Linked DNA regions of Homo sapiens: region 1 is linked to region 2. A link is a loop called in an ENCODE intact Hi-C map of the cell type or tissue named here. Cell type or tissue: Panc1. All regions are shown on one strand. Each heading gives the region's core, and the rest is flanking DNA. Links, peaks and the distances in the headings are about the cores only. Region 1 has its middle 74 kb from the start of TSPAN5-DT. Region 2 has its middle 21 kb from the start of STPG2.

Evidence for each region. Peaks named below come from ENCODE experiments on the same cell type or tissue, not always from the same donor. Only the 100,000 strongest peaks of a DNase experiment are listed, where the experiment ranks them.
Region 1: a loop joins it to region 2, with 5 times the contacts of the local background. A loop is called at or near these places in 2 of 110 quality-filtered maps.

The regions. Positions count from the first base shown.
Region 1 is chr4:98,727,891-98,738,160 of GRCh38, forward strand. No RefSeq gene overlaps it. Among named protein-coding and RNA genes, the nearest start is that of TSPAN5-DT, 74 kb to the left of the region's middle. In Panc1, for the core only: a CTCF peak has its summit at 4,330; no DNase peak of the experiment used is centred there; H3K27ac peaks cover 5,352 bases.
Region 2 is chr4:98,159,564-98,169,833 of GRCh38, forward strand. No RefSeq gene overlaps it. Among named protein-coding and RNA genes, the nearest start is that of STPG2, 21 kb to the left of the region's middle. In Panc1, for the core only: no CTCF peak of the experiment used is centred there; no DNase peak of the experiment used is centred there.

The sequences.
Region 1 (10,270 bases), core at 1,029-9,028, 570 kb after region 2:
ACAGAATTGGAAAAAACTACTTTCAAGTTCATATGGAACCAAAAAAGAGCCTGCAGGTGTGAGCCACCACGTCCGGCTGATAAGAGCTAATGTTTCTAATGCCTGTGTGTGGCATGCACTTTCCATGGATTCTCTCATTTAGTATCCAGGAAATTTCCATCTAAATCAGATTGAAATCCTTAAAGTTTAGGCAATGACGTATCATGACATACAAGTACGACTAAAGATCAGAACTTTCTTCCCAAACCCAAAAGGACAACACAAACTTCCCTTTTCCTCAAGTAGAAGGTAGAAAACCATAGCAACATCAAATTTCACAGGAACAAATTGAAAATTGTGTAGCTATGAAAGAGGCCCCAGTGTTATCATCCTATTATAGTTGGGTTCTCTTATCAATTTATTATTCATTTATTCATCCGTGCATTCACTCATTCGACATTTATTGAATACTTGCCCTGTGATGTACCACGCCAAGTTCAAGGGCTATAAAGATAAAGAAGACACATCTTCTGCCCTTGAGGAACTCACAGCCTAGCAAGAGAGACAAATATGAGAGTAAGTAATTCCACTGAAGGCATAAGTGTGATATTAGAGGATCAGCACAGAATGCTGTGGGAGCCCAGAGCAGGAAATGGCTAACTAACCCCTGCCTGCGAGACACGGAGTACTTCCCAGAGGATACCACCCGAGATAAGGGCTTCATCAGGCAGGGTGCAGGAAATGAGCCTCTGAGCAGAGGAAGGGGTTTGCACAGGCATGGAGGCATGACTCATGCTCATTTGGGCAACTGTGTGTAGCTTGATATAACCAGAGCTAGGAAGCCAGCAGATGGGGTGGGAGGAAGGAAAACAGAAGCCAGAAGGATTTTTAAACAAATTCATGATTAGATCAGATCTTATAAAAATTCCTCGGGAGGCTGAATGGAAACTAAGTTAATGAGGCAAGGCCAGCCAGAAAAAGGCAAAGAATACCTGGCATTTTGAAGCTGCTACTTGGATGCAGGTGTTTTGACTCAGGGATATTTTGAGGTGGCCTGAAAGTAATTTAATTTTCAACTCCTAAAAATTACTAAGTCATGTGCAAAACACTCATCTCACCTCATCACAGAACCCCACCTCATGCTAGCCCCTGCATCTAGGATGAAGCTCAGGGAAGGGGTGGAGGTTGGAGCTGGGGTTAGGGGTAGAGGGAGTATTTCACAACATCTTACAGATAAGCCACATATAGCCAGGAGGCGGTTTACTGCAGGTTCCTACCTCAGAAAGAGCCATTAATATGCAACAAGCATCCTGCTCCTTCTCTGTGAATTTCCTTGTATTTTGCAAGAGCTGCACCTCAAAATTTCTGGTTACTCCCTTGCCATTATGATTGTAGCAATAATTTAGTTTTGGTTAATAAATGTTATTAAGTGCTTTAACTGATGTTCCTATTTTCCTTAGAAAAATCTCAAAAACCTCTGCTTTTATGGGCTTCCATAAAATGTTCAATTTATTTTTGGGATTCAGGTTATGCATTGGGAGGGAAGCTGGAGAGAGAGTATATCAATTAGGATGATTTTAGTTGTAAGTAAAAACAAAGTTATTGGCCTGAAGGAGTTCAAGAAATGCCACCCCGGAATATGCCAGCTGCTTTGGTATGCTGATTACTTCAAACTAGGGGGCACTTGGGGAACAGAAGACGCAGGCAGAGGCTTTCTCTGAGCTCCCCTTATCTACCTAAAGACAGATAGTCCAGAAGGAGCTCAGCTGTCCTGAATCCCCTTGGGAATCTCATCAGTCAGAGAATGAGGAATCTCTTAACCAAGATTAACTTGGAACACAGGGTCTCACTCTGCCACCCAGGCTGCTACCCAGGCTGGAGTGCAGTGGCACAATTGCAGCTCACTGTAACCTCAAACTCCTGGGCTCAAGCAAGCCTCCTGCCTCAGCCTCTGGAGTAGCTGGAAATACAAGCTCGTGCAACCATGCCCAACTAATTGTTTTACTTTTTGTAGAGATGGGGTCTTGCCATGTTACCTAGGCTGGTCTTAAGCTCCTGGCCTCAAATGACCCTCCCACATTGGCCTCCCAAAGTGCTGAGAGTGTGCAGACGTGAGCCGCTATGCATAGCCCAAAAGTCATCTTTTAAAAGAACTCGTGAAAAATAATATTAAATACAGATGTGACTGAAGTATGAAGTGACAATTTTTATAATTGGGAAATCGAGAAATATGTAATAAATGTCAGGGATATTTTTGATAATATAGAAAAAATGAATTTATATTCGTCCAGGCTGTTTTGACTCAGAGGCTTGGGAACTGATTAGGAAATAATCCCAGGAGTCCGAGGGTGAAATAACTGGTTAGGGCCTAGACTAAAGTTGTGGTTGGGGGCTTTGGAAAGGAGGGAACTGAACTGAGAGATTTATTTAACAAATGGGACCCAGGACTTGGTGATTGGGCCTGAAAGTGCAAAGGAGAGATTAACTTCCAGGTTTCTGGATCAGGTAGCTCACTAGGGAGGAAGACCCATCATAGAAATAAGAACTAGAGGAAGAAAAGGAAAATTGGAAGATGTGGAAAGAAAAGTTGTCCCAAACTCTTTCTGGGTCTGATTTAATTTACAACCTCATTCTGGGAAGAAATATATGCATTCTCTGATAAAAATGGATAAGCAATTATCTGATAAACTTTAATAGAATTAAGACTCGTTCTAGGAAGCAGTCATGATGACTTCATCATCTCTAGGTAGGGATGATGACTGACATCCCTACCTAGTTGACTGTCAGTGAAGAGTCTTGTGGCCATTAACCAAACCTTCTCTTTCCCTTCCTTGTTTAACAGTGAGGATTTAACTTTCTCTTTACCTACAAGAAGCACTACCAAGAGTTAGTTTTTGAAATAACTCCTACAGGTCTTTTCTTTTGGAGCAAGATTATGACAAAACTTCAACAGATGCTTATAACTGGAGGATTGTAGAGGAGGATCCTGTCTTCTTCATTTATAGGTATTTTAAGTCCTAGTTCTATGGAAATAATAATCTAAAAATAATTGTTAAAGTAACACATGTTCAGAAAGTTTGGAAAAATTCATAAAATTAGAAAGCATAGGAAACTTACTTGTACATCATCCTTATGCATTCATTTTTTCACTATTTATATTTCCTTCTACAAATTTTGTGTCCAAAGCCTTTAACTGTTTTTCTGTTGATGATTGTCTTTATAATGAAATCGTTGGAATGTTTTATAAATTAAGAATATGACCCCAAATCAATTGACCTTTTAAGGTGGGAAGCTCATTTTGTGGTGAAGACCCCTGCTTAAAGTTGGGTTCCTTAGTAACTCCTCTCATTGTGTTGTTTATTAACAAAAGCACACCAACATGGCACATGTATATGTAACAAACCTGCATGCTGTGCACATGTACCCTAAAACTTAAAGTGTAAAAAAAAAAAAGGTCTGTTTTATCAGAGACAAAAAAAAAAAAAGCTAATTGTTCTTCAGCACTTACTACTTGCCAGACACTAGTCAGCTTGGCTTCCTGAGAAGAACCATGTCTACCCTTAGCTGCAATCCTGATGGTGAGTGCAGTGTCTAGCACACGAGAGGGAATAAGAACTTGATGAACATGACAATAGTAACAATCTTGAATAACTATTTGCCAGGAGTTACTAAACATGTTATATACATTATCTCATTTAAATCCTCATAATAACTCTATAAGTACAATTATTGTCACTATTTTACGGATGAGGAAACCGAGCACATAAAGAAGTTAAATGTCTCATCTGAGATCCCACAGTTAGAGCTGAGGTTAAAACCCGGTTCCGTTTACTTTGAGACTCAAGCTTTTGATTGTGACGCTATCTAGAGGATTATTTCTAGTAGAGGAATTTTAGACATGAGATATGAACACTTAATTCTTTGAACAATCCAGTCTTTATGTGATCTCATGTCACAAAATTTATTCCTCAAGTTTTTTTGGAACATTTTTTAATGGAAATGAGAGGGTTATCAATGGAAATGAGAGGGTTATCATTACATAACTAGAAAAATCTCAGATCACAAATTTCATGTTTCTCAAAGCTTTTGAATTATAATACCAGGCAGAGCTTTCGGAAAAGTTATCCAGTGGAGGGTGAGAAGACCCCACAGGGAATAAAGTGAGCTAATGATCCAGACTAGCATCATGAAACTGCCCAGAAGTACACAAAGACAGAGTCAATTTCATGGAATCTGTTCTTACTTTGTTTAAATTTCACAGTAGCTCAGATTAAAACCTTAGTTTCATGTTATATCCAGTTTCTGTTCACAAGTTAATTGAGAGCATTTTCCACTGCTGATGTGTAAAATCTGCTCCCTACCGGTAGAATCAGAGATTCCTAATTGATTTGACCAATTTAGATTAAGTTGATTCACATCTGCAAGTAGAGAGCCACCTTCATGGTCATGGAGGAAGAAGGCATCCTGTGCAGTCTTCCCACCATCTTCTCAGCTCAGTCCAGGCAGACTTGCTGCTGGGGTTAAGCAGAGAGAGGCCTTTACCAGTGTGCTAACTACTACTTTTCTCTGGGATGTTTATGAGAATGGCTCAGTTTACAGGCATTGCAGCCCAGGGGTGGGCAAATGACAGGCCAGACTGGACCTACAAGTGTAGTCAACAGTAGGAGCGTGCTTGGATGATGGGCATTTTACCTATCTTTCTTTTAATCCATTTCTTCTATTGATTGTTTAGCAATTTTTTTTACATGATTTTGTGGAAATGGCATAGGATTGTGAATCAGAAGATAAGTGTCCCTATTCTGTGTGATTTAGGACAAAGCACTTCCATTTCTGAGCCTCAGTTTCCTCAACTGTAAATTAGGGATAATATCTTCCTCCTGGGATAATTGCAAGGAATAAATAAGCTAATGTATTTGAAAATGCATTATAAAACTCAATGCACTTTATAAATATTTTGTTATACATAATTTTATTCTAGTTTTACAGCTGAGAAGACTGAAATTCGTAGAGATTAAGGCTACATTTCTAATAAGAAAGTGAGGATCTGAACCAGGGCTAGCTCCAGATTCTTCTTTTTACATGTTGCCTCCTTAAACAAACTCAAGTTGTTATTGTGAATATATTTTTTGCATAACTTAGGCTAGCAATTTTTAACCCTGATTTCAGGAGCCCCACGTAACACTCCAGAGGACTTTGTGCCAGCCATCCCTAGTGCCTAGCAAACAGAAGAGTACCCAGGTCCATATCTCCCAGTTACACACAGATTTCTCATAGACCTGAAAATGGGGCACAACATAAAAGTGTAAATTCCTATCACTGCAGGACCAGCTGCTATTATTTAGTGTGCTATTTTAACACTAAACAATTCAGAGTGAAGAAAACTTCCTCTGTTTATTCTTCGTCTATTGTACTCCTTTGCTGTATATAACAACATATCATTGCAAGTGGCTTTAGGGAATCCTTTGTACCCAGACCATAGAATACAAAGGCACAAACTAGTGACCCTAACAAATAAGACAATGCTTGTTGACCGTTTGATGAAGTTACTAATTAAAAAATATCTTCTAGGAAAACCTTAAAAAAAAAACAAAACAAAAAACACTTCCAAGGGAGAGGAAAAGAATGGGATGTTTTCCTCCCTCTTACCTGAGAAATCTCCTCTAAAAGTTGATGTATATCTTGACTTTGAGTAATCAGTTTCTTTACAAGTAATAAGCACTTCTTTGTTGATTTGCAGTTTCTCATTCAGTATTTTTTCTTGCAGCTAGTTATATAAATTCTATTAATTAACTGACTCTAATAATTCTTCATTTGCTACAGTATGAAAGGTTCTGCCTGCAATACCTATAAATAACAGGGCAGGGAAGCAGGCACAGATTTTAAACATAGAGCTTCCAAAATGTGAAGGCCTAAAGTAGGGCAATCTGTCATCTCTGTGCAGGTGGCTGAAGGTGCCTCCTGTGCTTGATTGGCTATGTTGTCAAGACTTTAACTCTCCATCAGGACCAGCACTTGGTGCATGGAACAGAGGAGAGTCACCCACATCTCCTGGAAAGGGATGCAGAGATAACAGAGAGCTCAAAGAGGAAGGGAGAACAGGGCCTTGTGGTAAGCTCAAGAACTTACCTTTTATTTCAAAGCTGTTTAAATTTATAGTCTAAAATAACTATGGGATCTCTAGTCTATTTCTGACTAGTTGGCTAGTGTACTGAATTGGGGTTACTTTGTTCCTTTTTATCATTACTAAAAATTATCTTTTCTTTCTACTATGTAATATATGCTCCGTGCAGACAAATGGAATTTCTGGAATGAAAGGAACAGCAAAAGATAATCAAAAGAAATCAATTTCACTATCAGGAAAAACTTTGTTGTATATGCTGCAGCATACACACAAGAATGTATTTCATAACGTCACACCTCACATAAAATGTGTAGCCTTAACAATAAATTGAACATTTTTCATGCCAATAAGTATTCGTCTGCAGTGTGATTTTTAGCAACTAGTGTTTTAGTCTATAGATATCAAATTATTAGTATAACCAGTCTTCTCTTTAGGCATTTATTTCCATTTTTTCACTATTTTAAATCATGATGGAATAGTGATCTTTACATAAATCTTATTTTATTGTTTTCTAATTGTTTCTATAATGTAAATCCATAAAAGTGAAATTCTCGGGTCAAAGTATATTTTAAGCTTGTTGGTTTACACCACCTAACTTCCATCCAGAAAGGTACCCATTTTGCTTCTGCCTTTCGGATAGATGAATGCTGTCCATTTCAGAAACTGACAACACAAACTGTGGCACATTGGCATACTGTGTATTTTAAGCTGAAGGAAATCATGAAAACCACAGAAGCAGAAAGGTCTCTCTGACTTTCTTTCACCTGAAGACCTTCAAGTAATAGGTGTCCTCCCTATACTCAGAGGGAAGAAATGTTACACAAGAAGCCAAGAAGAATCTGAACAAATAGACTTTGCTAAGCTCCCCCCACCAGCTTATTACCATTAGATTATAGCCCCTTTTGCCCAATGATACTTTTATGCACTGTCCACTCTTCACTGAGCCTAAGCATAAACATATACAGACTAAGTTCCCCTGGGTCTTTGGGTCTTCATTACAGAAAGATCCTGTGTCATATAAAACTGATTAAATAAATTTATTGTAATCTTCTCTTATTAATCTATCTTTTTTAATATCCTAGATTTGTTTTTGGTTTTTTGGATACATTATATTTGTACACATGTATGGGGTATGTGTGATATTTTGTTACGTGCAAAGAATGTGTAATGATGAAGTCAGGGTATTTAAGGGTATTCATCACCTGAGTATCATTGCTATGTGTTGGGCACATTTCAAATCCTAACTATTTTGAAAAATAGTTGTTCAACTATTGTTGTTAACCCCAGTTACCCTACTTAGTTATCAAACATTAGAACTTATTCTTTCTACCTAGCTGTATATTTGTGATCTGTCTTTTGTTATAAGAATGTCACCCATGAACCTTGCAATAGGTGAGGAAAAGATATTACTTTTTCTCTCCTATAATGCCAGTTTTCCCATATTCTTGCCACTGACATATTCTTTTTACTGTTAGTCAATGTATTGGGTTTGAAAATGGTAGCTCACTGAAATACTTTTAAAAATTTCTTCTAGAGGAACACCAGCAAGATGGTGGAATAAGACTTTCTAGCATTCATCCCTCACAAGAAACATCAATTTGGACAACTATTCCCACACAAAAATACCATCACATGAGTTAAAGAATGCAGGTGAGAGGTTATAGCACCTGGGTACAGCATAAAAATAAGAAAAGATGCCTTGAAGAAGGTAGAAAGGACAGTTTCACATTTCCTGTGTTGCCCCTCCCTCAAGCCTGGGCAGCACAACACTGAGAGAGAGACCCTTCATGAGGGCAAGGAAGTGAGCTCTGGACTGTGTCTCAGATCCCAGCACGAGGCCCACCTCAGGGAAGCCTGGTGCCAGACTGGGTCCCACAGCCCCAGCTGCTAGGCCAGCCCCTGCAGCTCAAGGCCCACTACCACAGACCCAGGGCCAGGATCACCCCTGCAGACCCTGACACTGGTCAGCCCCTGTGGGCCCAGGCTTGAGACCAGTCCCCACCACCCCAGGCTCCAGCAGACCCAGTGTACCGCCACAAGATAAAGGCCATGTATGACAAGCCTACAGCTAACATCACAGTCAATGATAAAAATCTGAAAACTTTTCCTCTGAAATCAGGAACAAGACAGGGAGGCCCACTCTCCCCGCTTCTACTCAATATAGTACCGGAAGTCTTAGCCAGAGAAATCGGGCAAGAAAAAGAAATAAAAGGCATCCAGATTGGAAAGCAAAAAGTAAAATTGTCTCTGGTTGCAGATGACATGGTCTTTTGCATAGAAACCTGGCCAGGCATGGTGGTTCATGCCTGTGATCCCAGCACTTTGGGAGGCTGAGGAACAAGGATCAATTTAGCCCAAGAGTTCAAGACCAGTCTGGGCAACACAGTGAGACCCGTCTTAATTAAAAAATAAATAAATAAAATTGGCCAGGCTTGGAGGCACATGCCTGTAGTCCCCACTACTCAGGAGGCTGAGGTGGGAGGATTGCTTAGGCCCAGGAGATAGAGACTACAGTGAGCCATGATCACTCTACAGCACTCCAGCTCGGGTGGGTGACAGAATGAGACAGACACACAGACAGAAAGAAAGAGGAAATAAAATAAAATAAAAGAAGGAAAGAAAGAAAAGAAGGAGAGAGAAAGAGAGAGCAAGAAAGAGGGAAAGAAAGAAAAAACACTAAAGACTTCACACACACACACACACACACACACACACACACACACACACGGTCAGAACTAATAAACAAAGTAAAGTTGCAGGATACAAAAATCAACATATAAAAATCAGTGACATTTCTGTATAGTAACAACAAACTATAAGAAAACAATCCCATTTACAATAGCATCGAAAATAATACTTAGGAAAAAGTGTTATCAAGAAAGTAAAAGAGTTGTACACTGAAAACTATAAAATAGTGATTAAAGAAATTCAAGATGCAAATAAATGAAAGTATATCCTGTGTTTACAGATTGGAAGAATATTGTTAAACTGATCATACCACCCAAAGCAATCTACAGATTCACTGTAATCCCTATCAAAATTCCAAAGACTTTTTTTTTAATTAAATTTTTATTTTTAAATTCTGGGGTACATGTGCAGGATGTGCAGGTTTGTTACATAAGTAAACGTGCGCCATGGTGGTTTGCTGCACCTATCAACCCATCACGTAGGTATTAAGCCAAGCATGCATTAGCTATTTTTCCTAATGCTCTCACTCCCCCACCCCGCCCCCTGACAGGCCCCAGTGTGTTTTGTTCCCCTACATGTGTCCACATGTTCTTATTGTTCAGCTCCCACTTATAAGTGAGAACAATGCAATGTTTGGTTTTCTGTCCTGTGTTAGTTTGCTGAAGAGAATGGCTTCCAGCTCCATCCATGTTCCTGCAAAGGACACGATCTCATTCCTTTTTATGGCTGCATAATATTCAGTGGTATATATGTACCACATTTTCTTTAGCCAGTCTATCACCGATGGGCATTTGGGTTGATTCCATGTTTCCAAAGACATTTTTCACACAAATAGAAGAAACAATCTTAAAATTCTTAGGGAACCACAAAAAAATCCCAAGTAGCCAAAGCAATCTGGAGTAAAAAGAATAAAGCTGAAAACATCTCACTCCCTGACTTCAAAATATACAACAAAGAGATAGTAATCAAAACAGCATGCTACTGGCATAAAAACAGACCCATAGATCAATGGAATAGAATGGAGAGCCCAGAAATAAATCCATGCATTTACAGTCAATTGACCTTTGGCAAAGATAGTAAGAACACACAGTAGGGAAAGGACTGTCTCTTCAGTAAGTGGTGTTGTGAAAACTGGGTATCCACATGCAGTAGAATAAAACTGAACCCTTATCTCACACCATATACAAAAATCAACTGAAAACAGATTAAAGACTTAAATGTAAGACCTGAAACTGTAAGACTACTAGAAACCAATATGGAGACAAAGCTTCTTGACATTGGTCTGGGCAAAGATTTTTTAGATATGGCTCCAAAAGCACAGAAAACACAAGCAAAAATGGACAAATGGGATTACATCAAATGAAGAAAAAAAAACTTCTGCACAGCTAAGGAAATGATCAACAGAGTAAAAAAAATCCTACAGAATTGAAGAAAATATTTGCAAACAATACATCTGATAAGAGGTTAATATAAAAAATATAT
Region 2 (10,270 bases), core at 1,418-9,417:
TGGCTAATGGCATTTATGGGGGGATACACAGCTCTTTGATGTTTCAATTAGAGAAGCATGCTCTTAGCCACCTAAAATATATGGAAACATCCCCAATCCCCACTGAAAGAGACTCCAATGGAGGATGAGCTGATTACAAAATGGACTGTTTAGCTTTGGGTTGCCTTGCAATGAAATGCATGGTAGAAGCACTGCACTATTTTCTCCCATAGTATTTCCCTCCTTTTGGGGTATCCAGGATCCAGTATAAAATGGCACCCTTAATTTTGGGGATCTGTCTTTGCCTTCCAGCTGTGCCTGCTTATTGGGCTCTAGAAACTACATACTTTCCTGACCCTGTTCCTCCAAGGGCTCTACCCTGAAGCCAGTAATCCAATTAAGATACTACTAAATGGGCTAGGTGTGGTGACTCATGACTGTAATCCCAGCACTTTCGGAGGCTGAGGTGGGTGGATCACCTGAGGTCAGGAGCTCGAGACCCCCCAGCCTGACCAACATGGAGAAACCCCGTCTCTACTAAAAATACAAAATTAGCCAGATGTGGTGGTGCATGCCTGTAATCCCTGCTACTCGGGAGGCTGAGGCAGGAGAATCGCTTGAACCTGGGAGGCGGAGGTTGCGGCGAGGCAATATTGTGCCATTGCACTCCAGCCTGGGCAACAAGAGCAAAACTCAGTCTCAAAAAAAAAAAAAAATGAAAAGAAACAGAAACAGGTAAATGAAAAATCTTACAAGTGCTGAATCTTCTCTCTTTCTGTCTATGTATTAATATGTGTTATGTGTGTGGTGTTTATATAAAAAGAGCTCTGATTAATTGGCTTAGAAAAATAAGCACTTAAGTCAAATATTTTGTCAGAAAAATAGAAACTTTAATGCCTTTTTGTTCATGTGACTTTAGTAATCTTTTGGAAATAAAGACAGTTTTAAAGATTATTGACAAAATGAAAATGTCTTCCAAATGTAGACATTTGGTCTAAATTAAGGTCAGATATCAGATTTGCTAAATGCTTTAAGGTCATAAACTGCTTCTTTGACTTTTGAAAATTGTTCCATTTACCTCCTTTAGAGCATTAGATTCTAGATGAGGCCTGAGGACATGTGGAGTTAACCATGCCCCCTGGCTATGCTGGAAAGAGACAAACCTTATCTTCATTTCTGTCTGACATCCTAGGCTCCACACCTAGTACATAATTAAAGTAGCTTACTTATCAGGTTTTCCCCAAAAATAAAAGTTGTTAAAAGTTAACATTGTAACATGCAATTGAGACTACTAAAGAGACAGTTTTACATACAAGGTGCATAAGGAAAGTAGAATGTGTTTTTGGTAAAAGCTTATAAGAAGGCATGGGAATGTGGCTTTTGTTAAAATGTAATTTTGTCTAGTTCAGAGGGTTTTAAAGATTGTCTTAACCTAAAAGAGTAATGGGACAAAACTGAAGGTTTAAGCAAGGTGAAAAGGGTTTGTGAAGGATTGGTCTTGGAAAGAAAGTTTGGTGGATATGAGCAATTTGGCTAAGATTTTAAGGGGATAATTTAATTTTTTTCCATTGGTTGAACATTAAAGTACAAGCACATTAATGCAGGGCCAGAACCTGGGCCCATGTGTCTGAATAACAGGGTTTTCTTAGAAAATTGTTCTACTGTTTAACAGAAAAATTGTAAAGGGTTCCAAAAACTTTATGAAAATCTTACCTTATGGTCAAACTAAGTTTAGTTTAGTTTTGTTTTGTTTTGTTTTGTTTTGTTTTGTTTTTGAGACAGAGTCTCACTCTGTCACCAGGCTGGAGTGCAGTGGCGTGATCTCGGCTCACTACTGCCTCTGCCTCCTGGGTTCAAGCAATTTTCCTGCCTCAGCCTCCTGAGTAACTGGGATTACAGCCATGCACCACCATGCCCGGCTAATTTTGTATCTTTAGTAGAGACGGGGTTTCTCCATGTTGGTCAGGCTGGTCTGGAACTTCCGACCTCAGGTGATCCACCCACCTTGGCTTCCCAAAGTGCTGGGATTACAGGCATGAGCCACTGTGCCCAGCAGTCAAACTAATTAAAACTGGATAGGGTTACAAAGTTTTATTTAGAAACTCGTTTTAGCATTAAAGATGCATTAAAGCAAACAAAAAATCTGGTTTTTTCTTTCAAAAAAGATTTTTATGTAATATTAAAAGAAAATGAAAGGTTTTTGTTTGCCCCTTTGGGTAAATGGCAGAGGAAAAAAGGGGAGGAGAGAGAAGAGACACATTCAGTTGGCCTCATTCTGTCTTCACTGGGTCTTGTTTGGAAAACTAAGTCTCTTCTATCAGAGTAAAGGTTTTTGCCTTTTAAAAAAATTTTTTTGAGTTACCACTTTGGATAAATGAATAACCTGTTATTCTATTTTGTGATATTCAGTGTTTTAAACCTTTGATAGTTGACAGATTTTCTAAAATCAAATTATATAGTATGTCATTTTCTGACCTAATTAATCCTTTAGACATTAGGTCCCCAGAAGTTCAAAAATGATATGTTTGGCTTATTTGGTATAAAAATTATACAGGAAGCATTGTCAAATATGAAATGGTGCTTGGCTTTCTTTGGGCTGTATTTGTATAAATATGTTATTAGAACGTGTTCCAAAATTATGGGAAACTTCAATAATTTTGATATGATTTAGTGTACGTTATTAACAGCTATAGTTATGTAAATTTGTTGTATGTCACAAAAGCAACCAAAATTCCTAGTCAATTGTAGCTTTAATAGTGGCTGTCCTAAAACTTTTGTCATCCACAGACATTTTGTCTTGCTTTGGTCCTTTTCAAAAGGTGGTTTATAATCAGATATAGGACTCTAAGTGCAGATCTCTGATAACTTTAAAAATTGTGCTATTGGAATAGAGGAAATAAATGGAATTTCTAGGACTCTCATGGAGAGCTGATGTGTTAAACATTGCTAATCCTCTTGTTTTCAGACTCAAGAGAACTTATTTCTTTTGACCTATTTGCAACTTTTAACAAGTGAGTAAAGTGTACTCCTGGGAACAACATTTGGAGCATATTGCTTTCCCTCTGTGATTTCTTCAGGATTTAGAAACTTTCTGTGAGTATTCTCAACTTATGGCAGTATGATTATTTGCATAAGTGCAATAAGAATCTGTCTTCTTTACTAACAGGACACAATTGGAGAAACTGGTTATTTTAGCAAGGCTTTCACTAAAATGTCATTCATTCTTTAAGGAATCAAAGTGGACTTATAGAGCCAATAAAAGCCCCTCAGGAAAACTGGCCTCATGCCTTGTCTACACAGTCCCTGTACAGGGTTCCTGACCTGTGATAAGTGAGGAATGTCACTTTCTGATAGGCCCAGAAGTCCCAGGTTATCTTGGGACCTTAAAGTGAGGAGTTCACAGGCATTTGCAGGCATAGATAAATCTGTAGCTGGGCTTCAAGGCTTTTAGAAAGTACTTTTTTTTTTTTTTTGGTCAGGCATGGTGGCTCATGCATGTAATCCCAGCACTTTGCGAGGCCAAGGTGGGCGAACACCTGAGGTCAGGAGTTCGAGACCAGCCTGACCAATATGGTGAAACCCCGTCTCTACTAAAAAAAAAATACAAAAATTAGCCAGGCTTGGTGGCGGCGCACCTGTAATCCCAGCTACTCAGGAGGCTGAGACAGGAGAATTGCTTGAAACTGAGAGGCAGAGGTTACAGTGAGCCGAGATCATGCCACTGCACTCCAGCCTGGGTGACAAAGCGAGACTCCGTCTCAAAAAAAAAAAGTACAACCTCAGATTCCTTATAGAACAAAGTTTCAGCAAAGCCAATATTAAAGAGCCTATGTGAAAAATAATTATTCTTGCTGTACTTTATACAAATAATCAGGCCAAGTATAAGACTGAAGTTTAGTTTGCAAATGAATCAATCCTATCATGACTTGCTTTTAATAAAAATGGGGACTGGAGAGAGAAAAATTGTGCTTAAAAAAGACTATAATATACATTCTTAGCTGTTCTTGGGTTGTTTTTTGTTTGTTTGTTTGTTTTTTCCCTGCAGTTTGGAATAAATCCTAAATTCTTTGTGGACTACAAGTCCCCAAACTAATGTTTTCAAATCTTTACTTTAAAACTGGGAATTGCCCTCTTTACCCTCATGCCCATTGTTTATCTTATAGTATGCTTTTCCTTTAAATGTGGTGCTAAAACTATAGGTGACAATACTAACGTTTTTGCCATGCAAGCCTTGGAACCACAGCCAGGCCTAAGTGAGTATGCTCAGACAGTGGCAAAGACATTCCACTCCTCTTACCTTGGGGTCAACGCCTACCACCACTATGCCCCTGATCAGCAGGAAGAAGTTAGGGTGGTCTCTGCCTGTTTCTCATCTTGTTTAGCCAACATCTTGAGATTAAAGTGTTATAAAACCCACAGGGAGGGATTGAAACGGCCATTGCAAAATTATAACTTAGCGAATGAGATCTAACCTAACCAACTCCATCTTGCTTCTAATCTCCAAGCTGTCCTTGTTCATTCCTGGGCATAGGCGGAACTAACTTTGGGAGGAACTTAGTTTATAGTTTAAAACAAAGATGGTAACAGCCCTTTCCCAAAACAAACCCCCTTCTTGCCTGGGGATTAGACTACCTTTGTAGAACTAACAAATTTAGCCACAAGATTAGAAGTTATTGTTTAGGAGTCACACAACTGGAGGATACAAGACTCTGACCCTCCCTAAACTGCTCCTAAGATCAGTGCTTGAGGTATTTTGCAGACCCTGCACTTGATGGATCAGCTGGCACCACCCAGATTGATAAACTGGCTCATGTGATCTTGTGGCCCCCAACCAGGAACTGACTCCGTGCAAGAGGACAGCTTCGACTTCCTGTTATTTCATTTCTGACCTGACCAATCAGCACTCCCGGTTCACTAGCTTCCTGTCACACACCAAGTTGTCCTTAAAAACTCCTGTCCTCGAACGCTCAGGGAGACGGATTTGAGTAATAATAAAACTCAAATCCGTAATAATACCGTCTCCCCCCAAAAAAGTAAATAAATAAATAAAAAACATGTTAGTGGTCATCCAACATGAGGAGAAAAAGAGAGAAAAGCAGTGCCTGAAGACAGAAACAAATCATGATTAATGATTTGGCAGCAAAAGAGGAGGAGCCTATCAAGGAAAATAATAAAATTGTCCAGGGCTTATAGGCATATGTGGTTAGAATTAGAATAAATAATGTCAGGGAAGCCAAGAGCAGAAAGGATAGAGTTCTGAAAAGTGTTTGTTCAACAATCAGAAATAAAGAGAGATTTGGTAAGATAAAGATTGACAAGACTCCAGTGAATTTGGCAATTTTAATACATTATTTCAGTAAAGATCGTTTCAGTCTTTAGGTGGGGAAAAGGCAAAAGGCAAATGGCAGTGGGTTGAGCAGTAGGAGGGACACTTCATTTTCTAAGACAGGAGAAAAGAAAGTAAAGATGAGTGCAGATGTTTATCACAATGGAAATATGCAAATGCAGGCACATGGAAATAATACAACAGCAGGATACCTAAGCTCAAGTGAAATAATTACAAGGAAGAACAATGCTTAAGAGATTTCCCAAACATCATCTTACACAATTGGACTAGCCATTGATGTCTAGGAAATGTCTGGTATACCAACTTCAAATGCAGCTATAAGTAAAACATTAATTTACTTTCTACTGTCATTAGTACAAAGTGCTGCAGTGATGGTCTCACAAGAATTTGAATATTGGGTAAATAAGATTGTCCTTAAAGAGGTAAACTATGTGTTTACATATAGTCAATTTATAGGTCAAGTCACTCGAAAGACAGACTTCTTGCCAAGACAAGTAAGCAACAGTTGACTATTCCTTATTAACTATATTAATATAGCTGATGAATGAATGTATCCAGAAAAAGGAAAGGGAGATATTGATTGGCTACGGAAGTAGATTAAAAGAGGAATCACCCAGGTAAGCCCATCTAAGCACTGGGTGTGTACATTTGTCTTGCTGGCAAGGCTATTCCTGTTGAGAGAACTATGTAAGTCAGGTTTCTCCAGAAACAAAAGCAATAGGTGTGTGTGTGTGTGTGTGTGTGTGTGTGTGTGTGTGTGTGTGTGTGTGTGTGTGTGTGTCTGTCTGTGTCAAGAAAGAGAAAGATTTATTGTGAGGCATTGGCCTACACAGTTGTGGGGGTTATAACTTCCAAAATCTTCAGGGTAGGCAAGCAGGCTAGAGACTCAGGGAAGACTGGCAAGGAAGAATTGGAGTCCAAAGGGCGTCTGCTGCCAGAATTCTCTCTTCTATGAGGTACCTCTGTCTTTTTCTCTTAAAGCCTGCAACTGATTGGAGTAGACTACCACCGATGTCCCCTTAAAGCCCAAGGGTTACCTTCGGTTAACTTATGATGAATGCTACCTGGCCTGAGACTCACCCTCCAGGTCAGTGGGCTCCCCTCTGGCCCAGGGAAGGTCCAGAAATGCTGTCCAGCAGCCTAGGCCTAGATGCGGGGACCCCAAAAGCCTGCTTTTTACTCTACTCCTTTGTGGTTGAGCTGGTATCTAGGGTGCAAGACAAAGTCCACTTTACTTTTCCTTCTGCTTTTCTCAAACAGAATGAGTCTTTCACTGCAGCCACCACAGCTGGGAATGTGCTGGGTCACCACTAAAGTCAGCATGTCTCACAGCCCAACACACATGGCATACTCCCTAGTTATCACCGCTGGTTATTCAGGGTGCAAGGGCTCTTTAGTCAGCGGGAGATGAATGCCGCCAGGACTGGGTCTTTCTTTTCAAGGCCTAAGGTTCCCTTCTGGCCCAGGATCTCATCTAGCAACGTCATCCAGGAGCTAGGGCTTAGAAAGGGGGCCTCACAACTCTGCTCAGTGCCCTATTTTGCTATGACTGAGCTGATGTCCAACATGCAAGACAAAGTCCTCTTTACTTTTCTTTCTCCTCTCCTCAAGCAGAAGAAAGGACTTACTTTCTTTGCTGAGAACTGTGCTACCTGGGGTTGGGGGAGGAGAGATGCAAGCACTCCGTTAGTCACCCTGGCTGGTGTCCCAGTAGGTTGTATGCCCTCCAGGTCTGCCAGCTCCAAGCCCAGCTCAGCACTATGATCTGCTTAGGAACTGCAGTCCCAATGACCCAGACTGCCCTTCACGTTTATTTAAAGTCCCAGAGCACTTTTGCCAACAGTGGCAGGGCTTGCTGGAACTCAGGTTCTGACTGCTGGGATGGGCAATTCCCCTCTGGCTAGGGCTGGTCTAAATGTCCCCTCTGTAGGTAGGCTTCAGCTGAGTTCAGCCCAGTTTTGCCTTCTACTGTAACAGGGCAACACTGAATTCAATGTGCTCTCCCTCCCTCAAGAGCACAGATTCTCTCTCCTTGCCATGAAGCTACTGCCAGGGGACTGGGGAGGGGTGATATCAGTGATTCGAGACTGTTTTTCCTACCCCCTTCAGTACCTCTTTCAGCGATATGAAGGTAAAACTAGGTATTGGTTACTCACCTGATTTTTGTTTTTTATGAAAGTGTTTTTTTGTGTCAATAGTTGTCAAAGTTGGTGTTCCTGTTGGGAAAATGATCAGTAGAGGATTCTATTCAGCCATTTTGCTTCATCCCTCCCTCTAGATTTGTTTGAGCTGTCCTCATGGTTTCATTAAGGTTATGTATTTTTGGCAGAAATACTATATAAGTTTCATGTTGTTCTTAGCAGTATTTCTCATCAGGAGGCACTTGATGACTATTTGTCACTGTGATATTATAAAGTATATGCTTTATTTGATCTCCAACCCATACAACTAAAATCCTTAGAATCCCCAAAGTCTTTTTGTATGCTAATAATTGACTGATGGTTGGCAGCTTCTAGGTAGCTTCAGGATGGGGGCTAGTCACTGCAAAAACTAAGGCAGGATTAGGAGGTTGAGACTTTCACCTCTGAGGAGGGTAGAGGAAAGTTAAGTTGATCATTAATGGCTAATGATTTAACCAATAGTGCCTATATTATGAAGCTCCCATAAAAACCCAAAAGGACGGGGTTCAGAGAGCTTTCAGGTAGCCAAAACCATAGAGGCTCCTGGAGGATGGCTCACCTGGGGAGGGCATCCACATCCCCTTCCCATGCCTCAGCACATGCATCTCTTCATCTATATCCTTTGTAATATCGTTTATAGTGTACTGGTAAATGTAAATGTTTCCCTGAGTTATGTGAGCTGCTCTAGCAAATTAACCAAATCTGAGGAGGCGGTCATGAGACCCCAATTTATAACCAATTGTCAGAAGCACAGGTAAAACAACCTAGGACTTGAGACTGACATCTGAAGTGGGGAGTGGGAGGCAGTCTTGGAGACTGAGCCCTCAATCATGGGATCTCCAGGAAGATACTGTCAGAAATGAATTGAATTGAATTAGAGGATATCCAGCTGGTGTCCGCTACAGAACTCCTTGGTGTGGCAGGGAGAGGGGGAACCCACACATCTGGTCACAGAAATATTCTGTGTTGTTGTAGTGTGAAAGCAGAGGAAAACCGTTTGAGTTTTCTCCACTCAGTCCCATTATTGGTGATGTTAACTTTGATCACTCAATTAAGGTGCTGTCTGCCAGGTTGCTCCCCTATAAAGTTACTAGTTTTCCTTTTATAATTAATTGGTAATTTGTGACTGGATAAGTTGAGACCATGTAAGTTTCCTGTTGTGTATGGGATAGTTTAGCATCCAATTGATTACCTGAATCAGTTGTCACCTAATAATAGACTTTTTACTTTCCATTGCAGAGAAATAATTAAAAGAGGCAATAGTCAGAGACTCCTTGAATTCATGGTATTTCATCTGTCTCTGATAGACAGCTGAGCTGAGAACTCTAGGAACCATTCCCTGCAGACCAAAAATGAGAATTATGCTGGAGATTTTAAAGGAAGCAAACATTTCAAATTTGGAAGAACCTGCTGCTACTATGGGCTATTTGGCCATTAGTGAGAAGAGGTTCACACACTAGTTTAAATCAATTGTTCAAATAGCTGAACTCTACCTGAAAAAAAAACTCACATACGCCTCTGGCTAAAGAATATTCCTGAGGCAAATCAAAAAGAACAGAAGACATACTAAGATCAAGTATTAGCTTAAGATGCTCTGACCCTTAACATCTATCAAAAAAGAAAAACAAGGTGACCACAGATCTAGGGCCAGTATGATTCTGACCTAGATTGAGGAGCGGCCCATCTGTGGTTTGTGCTCAGAGAGAAAAAGGGGATGTCTGCAAGGGACTAAAGATTCTATTGGTTCTAGCAGCAGTGGGACCCAAAATTCATCTCAGGCTGCAAGAATCTACTTTTGCAAATAGTGTTGGATGTTCTTCACCTTTTCCCTCCATGAGATGGGCAGCAAATTGCCTACTTACAGGGCTCCTTCAAGTCATACCCACTGTGTTAGGCACAGCATGGTGCTGGAAAACAAAAAACAGATAACACAAATAAGAAGACTGTAAGAAATTTTAGGGATAATTAGTACTTGTCGTTTTCAAGAATTTTTGTAATTTCTTAAATTCCCCTTTGCTTATTATAAGGTTTAAATTGTTTTGGTTTTGGTCTGCAGTTAATTAAGCATTCCTATGAGTTGGAGGCAGTACTGAACAAAAAGGTAAAGATATTTCAGGTATAGATTATAGACTTTAATGAAAGGGCAGCCTCACATGTGCTCAGGAAAGCTGAAGTAAGCATGGATTTGTTTATTTATTTATTTCTTTATATCTTTAACAGGGTTTTGTTCTGTGGCCCAAGCTGGAGTGCAGTGTTCTGATCATGGCTCGCTGCAGCCTCAACTTCCTGGGCTCAAGTGATCCTCCCACCTCACCACCCAAGTAGCTGGGACTACAGGCATGTGTGCCACCAGGCCCAGGTAATTTTTTTTATTTTTTGTAAAGATGGGGTCTCACTATGTTGCCCAAGCTGGTCTTGAACTCCTCAAGCAATCCACCTTAGCCTCTCAAAGTGCTGGGATTACAGGCATGAGTCACTGTGCCTGGCCCAAGTATGGATTTTTTTGCATTGATCTTTTGGAGCACACCTGTAAAATCAATTCAAAATTCAGTGTAAATGATTATCATATTTAAAAACAACTTGTGGAATAAGAGAGAATTACATCCACTGTGTGCTTAATGTATAATCTGGCCCTATCTAATCCTTAGAAGAATCATGTAATTTTTTATTTATGGAAGAGAAAACTAAAGTTCAAAAAAATGCTATGAACATGTGATGTGTCAGTTACAGGGCTACTGTAAAAGCCCAGATCTGATTTCAGAAT